Linked DNA regions of Homo sapiens: region 2 is linked to region 1. A link is an interaction called in ENCODE POLR2A ChIA-PET data of the cell type or tissue named here. Cell type or tissue: B cell. All regions are shown on one strand. Region 1 overlaps DOCK8 (dedicator of cytokinesis 8). Region 2 overlaps DOCK8 (dedicator of cytokinesis 8).

Evidence for each region. ChIA-PET counts read pairs that join two places held together with the same protein. Peaks named below come from ENCODE experiments on the same cell type or tissue, not always from the same donor. Only the 100,000 strongest peaks of a DNase experiment are listed, where the experiment ranks them.
Region 2: POLR2A ChIA-PET joins it to region 1 with 12 read pairs; 2 of 35 experiments call an interaction of 5 or more read pairs at or near these places.

Annotation. Positions count from the first base shown.
Region 1 is chr9:442,992-450,991 of GRCh38, forward strand. It overlaps DOCK8 (dedicator of cytokinesis 8), which reads left to right. Exons shown (of 48, transcript NM_203447.4): 43 at 436-525; 44 at 3,379-3,615; 45 at 6,793-6,936. Among named protein-coding and RNA genes, the nearest start is that of DOCK8-AS2, 23 kb to the right of the region's middle. RefSeq lists an enhancer at 1,443-2,002. In B cell, no CTCF peak of the experiment used is centred here; no DNase peak of the experiment used is centred here; H3K27ac peaks cover 531 bases.
Region 2 is chr9:264,683-272,682 of GRCh38, forward strand. It overlaps DOCK8 (dedicator of cytokinesis 8), which reads left to right. Exons shown (of 48, transcript NM_203447.4): 2 at 6,945-7,047. Among named protein-coding and RNA genes, the nearest start is that of DOCK8-AS1, 53 kb to the left of the region's middle. In B cell, no CTCF peak of the experiment used is centred here; a DNase peak (open chromatin) is centred at 7,709; H3K27ac peaks cover 1,900 bases.

The sequences.
Region 1 (8,000 bases):
GCTAGCAATTGACCCCAGTCCACTTGGTTCCCTATATTGTTTCCCCTACTTAGAATTAGAGGTATATATTTTATCTTCTTGTGCACTGTGATTTGCCACAATATGGGAAGGCTGGTGACTTCCAAGTTCCCAGGGTACAGAAGGCGAGAAGTAAAGAGTGTGATACCCCAGGAGATACCTCAGCAAATATAATGATGTTAGCTGAATTAGAGGCCAAGCATACATCTTATAGGGAAGCATATACCAGTTGACAGTGCTATTTTTATTTTTGTCTTAGGAAATGCTGAACTTTGCTCATTAGCTCAGAGGAACTCTCAATAATCAGTGAACATCATTCTACCTTGCACTTGCTCCAAACTTATTTCACTTCCAAGAAGACAAAGAGTTGCATTATGTTAAAATAACCTTTATAAACTGTTGGTTCTTCTTACCTAGGCATTTTATGGTCAATGTTTTGGTGCAGAATTTGTGGAAGTGATTAAAGACTCCACTCCTGTGGACAAAACCAAGTTGGATCCTAACAAGGTATACAAAAATTTACAAAAACTAACCATCAAGCTCTAAATCCCTTCGTTCTCTACCCAAGAATACCTAATGATCTCATCTATCTGGACTCTCCAAGTCACTTAAATGCAGTCAAACCTTTTCGTCTAGAGTTCAACTACTAATTGGTCAGATCTTAAAGAAAATATAGTCAAAGGCAGGAATCATAATAGGAGCTACCACTTATTAAGCACCAACTGTGTACCTGGAACTGCATTAGGCCCTCTACATACATCATTTTATTTCATCCTGCAACGACCCCTGGAAGTAGATTTTGTCATTCCTATTTTAGAGATGAGAAAACTGAGACATGGAAGAGTCAAGCAAGTTTCAAGGTCATGCAAGCAGCAGAGCCAGTACTCAGACTTGAGGTCTGTTGCTTCTGAACCCCTACTCTTCAGCACTGCTCTTTACTGCCTTTTTATAAAACCTTTAAACTCTCCATTTCAAACTCGACAACACTTAGTGGCTTCCTTCTTTAGGCTGCAAGTATTCCTTCCATCCAAGTCCGGGATCACTGTGCTGTTGGGGGAATGGTAAAAACGGCTTGGGTTTGGGTTTCCTCACTTTCACAAGAGGGTATGTTCCATTTCACCCCAAAATGGGTGTACAGTTCTGATGCTAACACGTGGAGGTGGTATCAGCTCCCACAGGGTAAAGGCTCAGTCCTCCTCAAGACTGCCCTGACTTCAGATGCCAGCTTCAAGAGGGACCCCCAGGCCAGCCACGCTTCTGATCAGCCAGCTACAAATTTGGGAGTTTCTATAACCTGTTAGCTTGAAAATAGGAGAAAACAAAGCAAATAATAATAATAATAATAATAATAATAATTTGGGAGTTTCTATGATACCTGTTAGATTAAATAATTCACTACAATGACTCACAGAATTCCAAAAAGTACTCTGGTTACTATCAGAGTATTATGATAAAGGGTGAACATCTTTTTGTGCCTTTATTTATGGCTTCCTGGCTCATCAGTGTGTTCTCCAACCAGGAAGCTCCGCCAAGTCTCAGTGTCCAGAGATTTTGTTGGGGTTTCATTATGTAGGCAAATTGAATACAGTCTCCAGCCCCTCTCCTGTCTCCAGAGGTCATCCAGTTCCTACCCTGTAATCACAGAATTGGTCTTTTTGGTGGCCACTTGGCATCCTGAAGCTATCCAGGGGCCCAGCATGAGTCACCTCATTAGCATCACAAAGACACCCATCACTGAGGAAATTCTAAGTGTTTCTAAAGCTCTGTGCTAGGAAATGGAGACAAAGACCAGACATATTCTTTATTATACCACAAGCTGATGCTGCCCACTCAGCCCAACTCACATGTCCATGAATGAGCTTTCTAAGTTACTGGAAATAGTGCAAGTGCAAGGTATCATTAAGGGCCCTGGGACAGAGGACCATTCACCATCTAGCAAACCTATAAAATGAAAGGTCCAAACTCCCAGTTCCATCTTCCAGGATATGAAGAAGATAATGGAAGAGGGGAAGAATTGGCCAAATTGAAGAGTTTGTTTTTCTACATTTTTCAGAATGCTTTCTCACTTAAGACACATTCCCTAGCCTCGGCTTGAAAGCAGTGGCTGTGGTAAGAGTTTAACTAATCTTCAGACACACATGTCTGGGAGATGGAGTTGGCCGTGTGCCCACAGTGATCTGTACATAGCACAAGCTGTGTAAAATGTGACCTCCCTCAGCCAAGGTGCCCTTTTCCCCTCTTTTAAAATTCCCAGGGTAGGTTGTGAGAGTTTGGAATGAGAGTCTGAACCCAGAGTTACAACCAGATTTCATTATACTAAGTCGTGATTTACAGTCTGAGGTCAGTGACCCCACTCATCCCTTTCAGTGGGTGAGTGTCCCAGCATCTGAACTCATGGTCACTTTTTTTCCTAAGAGATTGTCGTCTTTAATGAGTACTTATTCGCTCTGTGTTTGAGGGTGGAGGTGATGTGAGTGTGTGTTTAAATGAGGCCTAGGCAGTAAAATTCAGTTTTGGTGTTTAGTTCTATGAGTTTTGACAAACACATGTGACTACCTTCATAACCAAGATATAGAACAGATCCACCACTCCAAAATACTTCCCGTGCCCATTGGTAGTCCATGTTGCAATAGTTCCTTCCTTTCCGTTGCTGAGTAGTATTCTGTTGTGTGACTACCTCACCATTTGCTTGTTAATTCCCCACTGGAGTGACATTTGGGTTGTTTCTAGTCTTTGTTATGAATAAAGTTGCTGGAGACATTTGTGTACAGGTTTTTGTATGGACATAAGCTTTCATTTCTCTCCTGTACACACATAGGAGTGGGGTTGCTGGGTCCAATGGTAGTGCAGTTTAACTGCATAAGAGACCGCCAGCTTCTTCTGCAAAGTAGCTGTGCATTTTGCATTCCCACCCTCTGTGTATGACAGCTCTAGCTGATCTCCATCCTTGCCAGCACTTGATATTGTTAGTTTTCTTTAGTTCGGCCATTCATGCTTCCTCATAACTGTGAGGTAGTCATTGTCATTCTGTAAAGGAAAGTTTGTCTCTTTGGAATAGCAGTTTGCAAACTCTCATACCAAGGCTTCCACTGTGGATCAGTTTGCTCTGCTAGGAAGGTGCGGCCGGTGGCCCTCACTCTCCCCACAGGCACATTCCCCTCTCCCTCCTTGCAGCCCCTTCTGTCCTTGGGGGTGGAGAGGAGGAACTTCTGCTGGCCACATTCTCCCCTGCATCTGTAGCTTTTCTGCACTGGGCAGGGCGGTGCCGGCACGCCGTGTTCCTGCATGCCCCTCCATTGCGTCAGGGATGGCCGTTTGCAGAATAGCTCATCTTCTCCCTCCGTGCCTTTTCCCCCTTAGGCCTACATACAGATCACTTTTGTGGAGCCCTACTTTGATGAGTATGAGATGAAAGACAGGGTCACATACTTTGAGAAGAATTTCAACCTCCGGAGGTTCATGTACACCACCCCGTTCACCCTGGAGGGGCGGCCTCGGGGAGAGCTGCATGAGCAGTACAGAAGGAACACAGTCCTGACCACTATGCACGCCTTCCCCTACATCAAGACCAGGATCAGCGTCATCCAGAAGGAGGAGGTAATGCACCCAAGGGATTGGCCACCACTGGATGAGTGGGCTGGGTGGCCTCCCAGGAGGACCCACAAACCTCTTTCACAGTGGATTGGACTGAAAACAAGGAGGGATGCACTTGAAATATGATTATATGGTTGTCCTTTCACTCTCATAGTGCCAGAAAATCCCATTTAGGCAGCTACATATTTTATAGCACTATTGTATATTAAATATTTAATATTTTAAAGTTATATCTTTAGTATAAGTGTGTTTATGTATTTAATTATAATATTTAATATATATTTCAATTATAAACTTGTACAACAGATATATTTACCTTTTAAATATTTTATATAAAATTTTTCTATATTTCAAAGCTTAGAGGTGATTCAAGCATAGTCGTGCTGTTAATTATTGGAGACGGGACCTGCACGTGGGCAGCCCCAGTGAGGCGGTGGTGTGCTGTGGGAAAGGGCCGTGTAAGGTAGACAAGTTCACTGACTAGCTTCTAGTCCTAGCTTCCTCCTGTGATTTTAAACAAGCTACGTACCTTCAGTTTCTTCATCTATGCATTAGCAGGAAAGACCTCTAAGTACAGTACAAGATTATACTCATTTTATTAATAAAAGGACTGGTCAAGAAGGTCTCTCAAACCACAGAATTGTTCAAAATTCTACACACCATAAACAACTTATTATTCTTTAAAACACATATATATACACTTATTTGTCGTCCTTTTTATGCAGGGCCACAGACTTCTCTGTGACTGTGGGTTTGCTGATCACAATTCAGCATTTTCTTTTATAAACCACACCCGTAGTGCTTTGTCCATGATTTTCAGTTTTGCTTTGTGTAAGCAGAGTGAGAGCTTAAAGATCCTTGTTAAACAATTTGAGAGCAGAAGCCTTCTGGATGTTTATGATGTTTTTCTCCCCGAGACTTTGACAGCAGTCTTGTGCACACCTAATATGACAGGAATTTTTATAGCAACTCACTTTCATAATATCTTGTCCAACCATTTGGCTTGGTTTTCATAGAAAGAAATCTTTTTCTTTCCACACCCATGGTTCATCAGTTTCTCCATTATCTAATTAGATTGGGTCATTAAAATAACAAGTATAACAGGCATAATCAAGTTGGTGAACAAACACAGATGAATTGTGGTGAATATATACCTCATCAGGCAGAAGCAGAAATAGCTGAGCTAACTGGAGAGTCATCCAGCAGGTAGTGTTCAGCTGGGTAACCACATCAGGGTGTGGCTTTCACAGAAGCTGAAGAAAGCCTGAAGCAGTGACTCAGTCGGGAGGAGGTGGGTTTAGAAGCCATCTGCTGTACTTCCTATACTTCTTGGTTTGGACTTTTGAACACTGAGACATTCTAGGCATAACACAGATATAAACTCATGGTGCCCAAAAGCATTTCAAAACCTTTTCTTTTCTTCATTCCTGCCTTCCTTTCCTTTCCTTCCTTTCCTTTCGTTCTTCCTTTTTTTCTGTGTCTCTGTCTCTCTTTCTCTCTTTTTCATTTTTGAGACAGGATCTTCCTCTGTTGCCCTAGAGTGCAGTGGCATGAACATGGCTCACTGCAGCCTCGACCTCCTGGGCTCGAGCAATTTTCCTACCTCAGCCTCCTGTGTAGCTGGGACTACAGGCTTGTGCCACCATGCCCAGCTAATTAAAAATACAGAGAGATATATATTTTGTAAGAGACAGGGGTCTTACTTTGTTGCCCAGTCTGGTCTCAAACTGTTGGCCTCAAACGATCCTCCTACCTCAGCCTCCCAAGGTGCTGGGATTACAAGTGTGAGCCACTGCACCAGCCTGAAGTTTTCTTGGCCTTCCTTCGTTCCCCAACAACCTCAACAACAGTTCTCAGCTGTTTGCTAGGGCTGTAGAACAAAGTTCCATAGACTGGGTGGCTTAAACAACTGAAATTTACTGTCTGCACAATTCTAGAGGCTAGAAGTTTGAAATCAAGGTGCCAGCACTGTTGGTGCCTTCTGAGGGCTGTGAGGAAAGGGTCTGTTCCAGGCCTCTCTCCCTGACCTGTGGACAGCCCTCTTCTCCCTGTGTCTCTTCACATCATCTTCCCTCTGTGTTCGTGTCCAGATTTCCTCTTCTCGTAAGGACACCAGTCATATTGGACTAGGGCTTACCCTGCTGGCCTCATTTTAACTTGATTGCCTCTGTAAAGACCCTATCTCCAAAGAAGGTCACATTCTGAGGTACTGAAGGTTAGGACTTCGACATATACATTTTGGGGGAACACAATTCAACCTATAAAATTCAGAAAAGACTCTACCCCAAACCAGCAGAACTTAGCAAATAGATTGATTGACCCTTAAAAGAATTCCATTTACTGGAAATTCACCCTCAGTTGGAGAAGGCACAGGTGATATCAAAAGCCTGTGTTATGATGGGGGAGAAAATCTTGAGTGCTGTGCTTCTACTACAGCTTTCTGCATTGTAAGTTGAGTAACATGAGGCTGTGTGCGGTGGCTCTTGCCTGTAATCCCAGCACTTTGGGAGGCCGAGGCAGGGGGATTGCCTAAGGTTGGGAGTTTGAGACCAGCCTGGCCAACATAGAGAAACCGCATCTCTACTAAAAATACAAAATTATCTGGGTGTGGTGGTGCATGCCTGTAATCCCAGCTACTTGGGAGGCTGAGGCAGGAGAATTGCTTGAACCCGGGAGGCGGAGATTGCAGTGAGCCAAGATCATGCCATTGCACTCCAGCCTAGACAACAAGAGCAAAACTCCATCTCAAATAAATAAATAAATAAATAAGTAAGTTGAGTAACTTGCTCAGTAATAGGAAAAGGCACCTGACAGGGTAGAAAAAACATGGACTTTGAAGATAGACATACTTGTGATCGAATTATGACCTCCTCCCTTACTACCTGTGGCATTCTGTGGAACTTAACCTTACAAATCCCCCTTTGACTGTAAAATGGAGAGTATAAAGAGGTTGTTGAGAGGAATAAATGCTAAATGTATGTAAAGTTCCTGGAACATAAGGAATCAAGAAATGTTAGGCCCATCTTTCTTTTTAACCTGTTAAGAGTATTTTAAATTACTCTGAAAGTCTTTCCCTAGCTGCCTCTTCAAATTCAGGTGGCCTCTCTGTCATAGCTCCAGGCTTGTCCATAGCTTATGAGACCAGACAGTGACTTCCCTATGTTTACGTCTCATGTTCAGTTTGTTTTGACACCGATTGAAGTTGCCATTGAAGACATGAAGAAGAAGACCCTGCAGTTAGCAGTTGCCATTAACCAGGAGCCGCCTGATGCAAAGATGCTTCAGATGGTGCTGCAAGGCTCTGTGGGAGCTACTGTAAATCAGGTAAGCAAAACCAGAGGTGGCAGCTCCTCTGGTTCTTATTATTTAGGTTGTCATTATACGTCTGCACCCTTCTTCCTTGGGGTTGATGAGGACTTTGATCCATAGACAAACACAGAAATGTTCCTACACTTAACCTGAACACCTGTAAGGTTTAGAAGACTTTTAGGAAACCTCTTCCCTTTCATGTAACAACCCCAGGTAAAAAAGAAATCCTAGAGATGAGTGGACCAGGCTTTAAGGAGTACCACTTTCTCAGAGGAGTCTCCACTTCGGGGCCAGACCTGACAATATGATGCAAATCTGGAGTCATGTTGAAGAATGCTTAGTCATGACCAATTCACGCAGAGTAATTGCAGGGCTTGAGACTCACCTACAAATGCCTATAGGAGAGAAGGAAAAGGATCTAGAACATCCAACTCTTGGCTCAGTCAGCAGATGAACCCAGCATGCCAAGGACCTTGACAACCAGGAATGACCTGGGACCTGACTTCTTAGGCTACTTCAGACAAGACTAGATCTTCCTATCAGACTTCTTAGAACGCTGACTCCCAAGTTCAGCATGGTGCTCAAGCAGTCTCAGATGAAGGGAGGTACCAGCCTAATACCTCTGTCCAGTGGGCCTCCTTAATTCAAATCTAGATCTGTTCTTGTCCACACTTCCACGGCAGTTATTCAGTGAGCATCATGAGTCTTTTCTCATTCAGCGTAATTGGATTTCCCCACAAAAGTTCTGAGTGTACTTGACATCAAGGGAGCAGAAACAGAGAAGAGAAATGCCTATTACATTCCCAAGATCAGGAAAAAAAAATGAGGAAACGTTTGCCTTTGTAAGTGCCAATCCTTTGATAAAATGGAAGACTTTCCAAGCCCACAACCATGGTCTATCTGTACACGATGGATATCTCTGACTCAATCCAGCAGTTATGCAAAATGATGTTTGCCATGAAGGCAACTAGATAAGTGAACAAAAATGAATAGATCAAGGCAATCCTGATTTTTAGAAAAGCAACTCAAAGCACATACCATTTGATGTAGTTGTATTACACTTATATATGAATGAAAAT
Region 2 (8,000 bases), 180 kb before region 1:
ATAAAGTTTGCTACAGAAATTCATTTTGTACACTTTTAAAAGTGCACTTTACTAAAAGCATCCAAGAATGCATCTCAGAAAAAGCCTTAGATTTCTTTTATGTGGTCAACTCCAGGAACTACTCACTCTTGAGATAGATGTGTGTTTTCAGAGCTTATCCATGCCATGCACAATGATCTAACCCTTTGATAGCTGCATCATTCAAAGTCAGTTTTTCTACATGCAACAAATTTTTAAACCTTGATTTTTATTTATTTATTTATTTTGAGACAAAGTCTCGCTCTTGTCCCCCAGGCTGGAGTGCAATGGCGTGATCTCAGCTCACTGCAACCTCCACCTCCCAGGTTCAAGCGATTCTCCTGCCTCAACCTCCCGAGTAGCTGGGATTACATGCACCTGCCACCAAGCCAGGCTAATTTTTGTATTTTTAGTAGAGACGGGGTCTCACCATGTTGGCCAGGCTGGTCTTGAACTCCTGACCGCAGGTGATCCACCCGCCTTGGCCTCCCAAAGTGCTGGGATTACAGGCTTGAGCCACCGTGCCCGGCCTAAACCTTGATTTTTAAAAAAATACTACCCTGCCCTAACCTTGTAACTTAGGAAGTTTGGGGAGAGGGGTGTGTAACAACCTTTCACTGCTTATTTGATGTAAATCATTTCTAGTCCTGAAACAATGGCTATTTTGCAAGGTTTAATTATACTGTGTGTTGTGGTTGCATGCATAGGTACACCCACAAATGTCTGTCATTAATACGTATCACTAGCTTTGTACTTTACACTGTATTTTTGGAGTGTTTTACAGTCGTTCGTTACCAAGAGTAAATTATATATTTGCTTTTCTTTACCCCACCCCTTTCACTATTGTTTAAAACATGTCAGATTCAGGAAAACCTCAAGAGACCCAAACCTCTTTCAATACTTATAGACAAAGTTTTTTTTTCCTTAAATCAGTTTTAAAATCCATCCAGCCATTTTGGCTGCCGGCCATACCAGCAGATAATGAAAGAATTTTCCTTGAGGGTCAAAAGCCAGGGAGAAGCCTTCCAGGGCTGTTTGGTTTCCTAGCACAGCTGCTGGAGTAGCTCGTGGTGCTGATTGATCTGCTTGGAGATTCTTGTGCATCTTCACCTGTTAGAGCTGGAAAGATGCTCAGGACTATACAGCCCAGCCCTTCTGGTTTACATATAATGAAACTAAGGCCCACCTTAGTCAACTAATGTGCTTAAACTCAAGCAAATGGCAAATGGCAAAACTCAGGACTCTGTCAATGAGTTTTCATTCTTTTTCTTTATTCTTCTAGACACATATTTTATAAAGAAATGAGGCAGCATGATGTTTAAAATACTTAAAGTGAGAATGAGAAAAACTGATGTCTACATATCATGAAATGGTTAAAAAGTTTAACGTGCATTGTCTTCTCCATTAGAACTTCTTTTACGAATTTTTTTCTCAAAATCTGGCTCAGAAATCTTGTTTTAAAAGCTCCCTAAACATTCCTAGGCAGAATTAGTAACGCCTTCCTCTTTGCTAACAAGGAACTGTGCATATTCCTGTAATAGAATACTTACCATATTATATTGTAAGTATTAAATTATTCATCTGCCCTCCTCCCACCTACCCACTGGATCAGGCTTCCCAGGAACAGCAACAGAGAGCCCAGCAATTTGTGTGTTCTCAGTGTGGAATGAATGAATGAATGAATGAATGAATGAACCAACCATTCCTTCACAGTCTTGCACTATCAGTGAATCTTATGCTTTATTGAACATAAAAATCACCTGGAATTGCTGACTTAAAATACAGTTTTCCAGGCTATACCACAAGAGATGCTAATACAGGACTGGGGTAGGTCCAGGAATTCGAATTTTTATCTAAGTAGCTGATGACTTAATGCAAATGATCCAGCAGCCACACTTTGCAAGCTCTACGCTATGATTAGTTGTGGTTTGTAGTCCCAATTGTATATCATAATTATCTGCTGATCTGAAAAAAACATAGAGCTTCTCTACCCACTCCTTACCACCAGTCCATCACCACCATTCTGACTCCTTAGTCACAATGGGTATTGACATTTTAAATAAATCCCAAGGCTCCCTTCCGGGAGAATAAAGAGGATAATATTTATAAACTATTTTGAGTTCCTTAGAAGAAGGGTATCTTAGCTCATTAAGGAAATATTATCATGATATAAATCTAACATCATGAAACTTATCTTGGACATGTCAAATTTGGTCTAAGAATCAAATGTAGAGGAAAATAAAACCCACACACAGTACCTGCATGGAAACGGAACCTGTGCAAACACCTGCTTTGGCTATGTTCCTTTTTGTGGAGACAGATGTCCCCCTTCACTAGGACCAGGGTAGAGATGAAGAAGGTTGATTTGGACATTGGGGTGCTATATGTTCTTTTGGGACTGAAGTTCCATATTAGGAAACTTAATAGCTGACATTTACATAACTTTTAAACATCCCAAGTAGTACGCTCTGTCTGCACACTATTTTATATGTATGCAATTTGTTTGTTTTTGTTTTTGTTTTGAGACAGGGTCTCACTTTGTCACCCAAGCTGGAGTGCAGCAGGCATGAACACAGTTCACTGTAGCCTCAACCTCCCAGGCTCAAGCAATCCTCCCACCTCAGCCCCCTGAGTAGCTGGGACTACAGGCACACACCACCATACCTGGCTAATTTTTGTATTTTTTGTAGAGACTGGGTTTCACCATGTTGCCCAGGCTGGTCTCAAACTCCCGAGCTCAAGTGATCCACCTGCTTTGGCCTCCCAAAGTGCTGGGATTACAGGCATGAGCCACTGTGCCCAGCCATATGGATTTTTTTAAAATTATGAACTTACATAACTTCACAGGAGACAGACCTGAATGAGGTAGTTATTAAACTACTTTCTGACTATGGAAAGGATTTCTGATCCTTGTAGTATATTTCCACGTATATTGTTATACTGTTGTGTGTTTGTATTTAGTTGCTCATACTATTTTTTACTGTAGCTTACTTTATATGCAGGTTTCCATGGGTCAACCTAATTTATATTTTTGTCATTTTAAATGGAAAAATGATATCCCATATATTTTGTAGTATTATTTGTTCAGTGTTCTTTCCAATGTGGGATGCTTTGGTTATTTCTAATTATTTGCTATCATGCTATCATATACAGAATTCTTATGTTCATTTCTGCTCAAAATTATATTTTTGTTTGTATGAATTCCACGGTGTATATTTCCCAAAGCGAGATAGTTAGATAAAAGAGTAACAGCAGTTTCATAGTTCTGGTTGCATATTACAGTATTACTTTCCAGACACACAGAGCCAATATACAACCCCACCAGGGGTGTGAGGCATGCTGGTTTTCCCACAGCTTGACCAACATGAAATTTTATCATTCCAGCCTATTTCTGCTAGCTTAATATGTGTGTAGGGCCTCACTAGAGATATTTTATTTTGAAGTTCTTCAAATGATATGAAGCAATTCTTTTCCACGTGGAATGATTCACTATTTTCATTTTAAGGACAAACCATTCGTTTGTATTTGACAGTTTTGAAGTGACAGGTTTAATTGCCTTCTGTATAATTGATTCTGTAGGGAGAGAAAATAGGAGTGCTATTAGGTATTGGGTTAGGCTCAAAGAGTCAAGAAAGAAGATTAGTTGTGTAGTTCTGAATTTGGAAACTTGTATGTGGACGACTGGAACAGAAATACCAGTTGACCCTGTTTAAGAAGGGCTAGAGAGCAGGAACATTCTGATTTCATGATGACAAAAATACTAGAGTTTTGACATAGGACAACAGATCTTGCTTCAAAATGAAAGCAAGACCCTATCCTTCCTGCCTCTTTGATCCTCTCACAGTGCCACTTTCTTTCCTGAACATTTTCAGATATTCTTATTTCAGATAGACCACTCTGGTGTATAATAGGACCAGTTTTAGAGTGGCCATGAAGCTAAGACATGTTATTTGAGAGCTCTTAGGGGAAGACCTGGACACAGCAGTCGCAGGAGAAGTCAGTCTTATCTGTAAAAAGGTCAGCTTGATCACAGAAAAAGGCTTTGGCTTGGTTGTGTTGGCCCTCCATGGCTTATGATCCTCTTTCAAGTAAGCAAATAAATGATTGCAGTGTTGGTTTGAGTCCTGTGGTGCCAAACACAAGACACATTGTTGCTCATGCAATATAGACCTTTGTTTTGGACAGTGGTCTAATCTGCTGGTTTTTAAAACATTGGTGACTGTCCAACTTATAATTAAAATCAGTCTATCAAGCACTTGGAGACAAAATCTGAGGTTATTCTTTCATTCCTAGTTGTCACACTAATTTTTTGCCTTCACTTTTGTCTCTGTAGAATATTTACACGTACACCTATCTATATCTATTTAGATATAATTTATATACTACAAAATTCACCCATGTGTACAGTTCAGTGATTTTTAATGTATTCACAGTCATCACTACAATCAATTTCAGAACATTTTCATTACTCCAAACAGAAACCCCAAACTCATTAGCAGCCACTCTCCATTTCTCTACAATATCCCCAACCTTAGGTGACCACAAATCTACTTTCTGTCTGTATAGATTTTGCAATTCTGGGCATTTCATATAAAGAATCATAGAACATGTGGTCTTTTGGTTTAGCTTATTTCACTTAGGATAATGTTTCCAAGGTTCATTTATGTTGTGGTGTATATAGGTACTCTTTTCCTTTTTATTGCTGAGTAATTTTCCATTGTGTGGATATACAACTTTTTGTTAAGTCATTCATCAGTTGATGGACGTTTGGATTTTTTCCATTTTTTGGCCTTTATGAATAAGGCTGCTACGAACATTCATGTGTAAGTTTTTGTGGGGAAGTGTGGTTGTCTTTTTTTTTTTTTTTTTTTTTGCAACAGAGTCTTGCTCCGTCACCCAGGCTGGAGTGCAGTGGAGCAATCTCAGCTCACTGTGACCTCCGCCTCTCGGGTTCAAGCAATTGTCATGCCTCAGCCTCCCAAGTAGCTGGGATTACAGGCACACGCCACCACACCTGGCTAATTTTTTTGTATTTTTAGTAGAGATGGGGTTTCACCATGTTGGCCAGGCTGGTCATGAACTCCTGACCTCAAGTGATCTGCCCACTTCAGCCCCCCAAAATGCTGGGATTACAGGTGTGAGCCACCACACACTGCCAGAAGTATGTTTTCATTTCTCCTGGGTAAATACCTTTGAGTGGAATTGCTGGGATACATGGGAGCTCTGCTTAAATTTTTCAGGAACTGCCAGATGGCTTTCCAAAATGGCTGCACCATTTTATACTCCTACCAACAGCATATGCGTGCTCCAGTTTCTCCACATCCTTGCAAACACTTGTTATTGCCCCTCTTTCTTGTTATAGCCAGCCTAGTGGTTGTGAAATGGCAACTCATTGTGATTTGATCTGCATTTCCCATTTCCCTCACGGCTAGTAGAATACTTACTTCCTATCCTAGTTTTTCCTTATACTTTTAAAAAATTAAATAAAGAAAACGCTGTAGAAAATTAAGGAGCAAAATGTATGCTTGCAGCTACAGCTTCCTCTGGGGTTTCACACTTCCTTGCCTCATCATGTAACGGGCCACCACTAGGATGAAGGTGCTCCAGTCTTATTCTTCCAATCTTCTCTCCATTTGTCATTCAGAATCCTGGGAAAGAGAGACACTTGTCCTGCCGTGAGTTATGTGCCCACTCTTTTGATTTGTGTTTCTGCCTAGACAGTGCACAGCATGAGTGTTGGCATCTTGAAAGGAAACTGGGGTGCTCCTGAGGGAGAATAGATGCCAAAGTTGGGACAAGAGCCCAGTTTCCTGCCTTTCTAGGTGTAACTCATTGCCAAGGTCGGGAGCAAAGCAAACCATGTAGGAAACCTCATCATGCTGGGTAGTTAATAAGTATGCCCTAGCACACGTTTTCACAGAGAAAACATAATACGCTTCATTTGTAATATTTAAGTATTACATCTAAAGTTACAATGTTTAAAAATTTATATATACCCTTGTTGGATACAAAGCATGTTTAAAATATGTGACCTCATTTGATCCTCAGTAATCTCTGTTAGTTTCTAATTATATTCAGTAGTGGTATTGGTATTGTATGTTTTGGCCTCATTGTGGTTTAAATACACTTTTGTGAACTAGCCTGAGAATCCAACCACCAACACAATGATGTAATGAGAAAACGTGCTCTGAGTTCCAAACAAATGGCTAACAGATAAGTGCTCAGAAGTCAACCTTTTTGTAAGCTGGGGTATCACTGGCCAGCAGTCACATGCCAGCAGGTGTGAGTAGACAGTGGGGAACAATTTCCTCTCATGTGTATGGCTCCCTAAAGTGTTGGCTGAGCATTGTCCACATGGGTGATGCAAAGGATCACTGAACTAGGAGCAGTTGGGAAAAAATACAATCATTGGGAATTCCTGTAGCATCGAAGGTGCCTACAGGGAGGTAGAAGTATTCATACAACAGTTCTCTGGTGTTCTCTGTTGTAGCAACCAGTCAGCCAAAAGGGTTCAGCTGCTTGAAATGAGAATGGCTGGATCAAAATGGCAGCTCAGGATTTAAAGGATTCTAGTCAGATACCAGACATCCTCACATAGAGAAAACTCTGAATGGCTGGGGGAGAAGGAGTCAAATGCCCTGGATCTTTTTCTTGGGCCTCAAAGTCCTCCTTCTGTCATCATCCTTCCAGTATTGGGCAGGACCTGACTGCAGGCATCATGGCCTCTGTGAACTTCTCAAGGGTATGTATTATCTGACAAAAACTACGATGTCCACTAACAGGCCACTGAAAAGGTATCTTAGTCAGTTCTGCTCATTGCCCAGCCAAGGCCTACGTTTTATAACATGATATCAAAGATTGCATCTAAAATTGTGATGATTTCCTAAAATAATCATTTCATTTAGATTTTTCTATTTTAATCCAAGGTATTCTTCAGCGGAAATAAGGAAACAGTTTACTCTCCCACCAAACCTTGGCCAGTACCATCGACAGAGCATAAGTACCTCTGGCTTCCCCTCTCTTCAACTAGTAAGTATGAGTTCCAGGTTTACTTAGCGATTGGTCAAGTGCAAAAGTGCCCAGGGTATGTGTTTGCCTCCTGTTCCTTAGATCTTCCTACCATCACCTCACATTCTCCAGTCACCAGATCCTAACTCTGTGACTGTGTCTGGACATCAGACAATATCCCTCTCTCTCTCTGCCAACCGGTACTTAGGGTACATAATAGAACCTCTGGGAGCTGTGGTTTTGATGTCTCTAGACTAGGTGGGCTTCCAGGTGACTCAGTCTCATCCAAATTATGGTTCATATTTGGGGGAGAAGGGCTAGCCCAAAAACTTACCACCATTTGTAGTATGCATTTTTTTGGAAAAGCATATTCCAAAATCTGAAATGCCAAGTTACAGACCTCCTTTTTGTAAAATAATTTTCTTGCTAGTATAATTTACATATAATAAAATTCACACATTTTAGGTGTACAATTTGGTGAACTTGGGCAACTTAGAGTCACTTAACCTTTCCTCAGTCAAGATATAGAACACTTCTTTTATCCTAAAGCGTTCCCCAGCGCGCTTTTACAATCTCCTCTCCCCAGGCCACACCCTCCAACTCACGCAATCTCTGACTCACTTCTGTCACCATAATTTTGCTCTATCTGGAGCTTCATATCCTGTTACAGTATGTACAAACCTTCTTTTTTTGAGACAGGGTGTCAGTCTGTCACCCAGCCTGGAGTACAGAGGTGTGATCTCAGCTCACTGCAACCTCAACCTCCCAGGATCAGATGATTCTCCTCCCACCTCATCCTCCCAAGTAGCCGGGACTACAGGCGCATGCCACCACACCTGGCTAATTTTTGTACTTTTTGTAGAGACAGGGGTCTCGCTATGTTGCCCAGGCTGGTCTTGAACTCCTGGGCTCAAGCGATCCTCCTGCCTCAGCCTCCCAAAGTGCTGGGATTACAGTGAGCCACTGCACCTGGC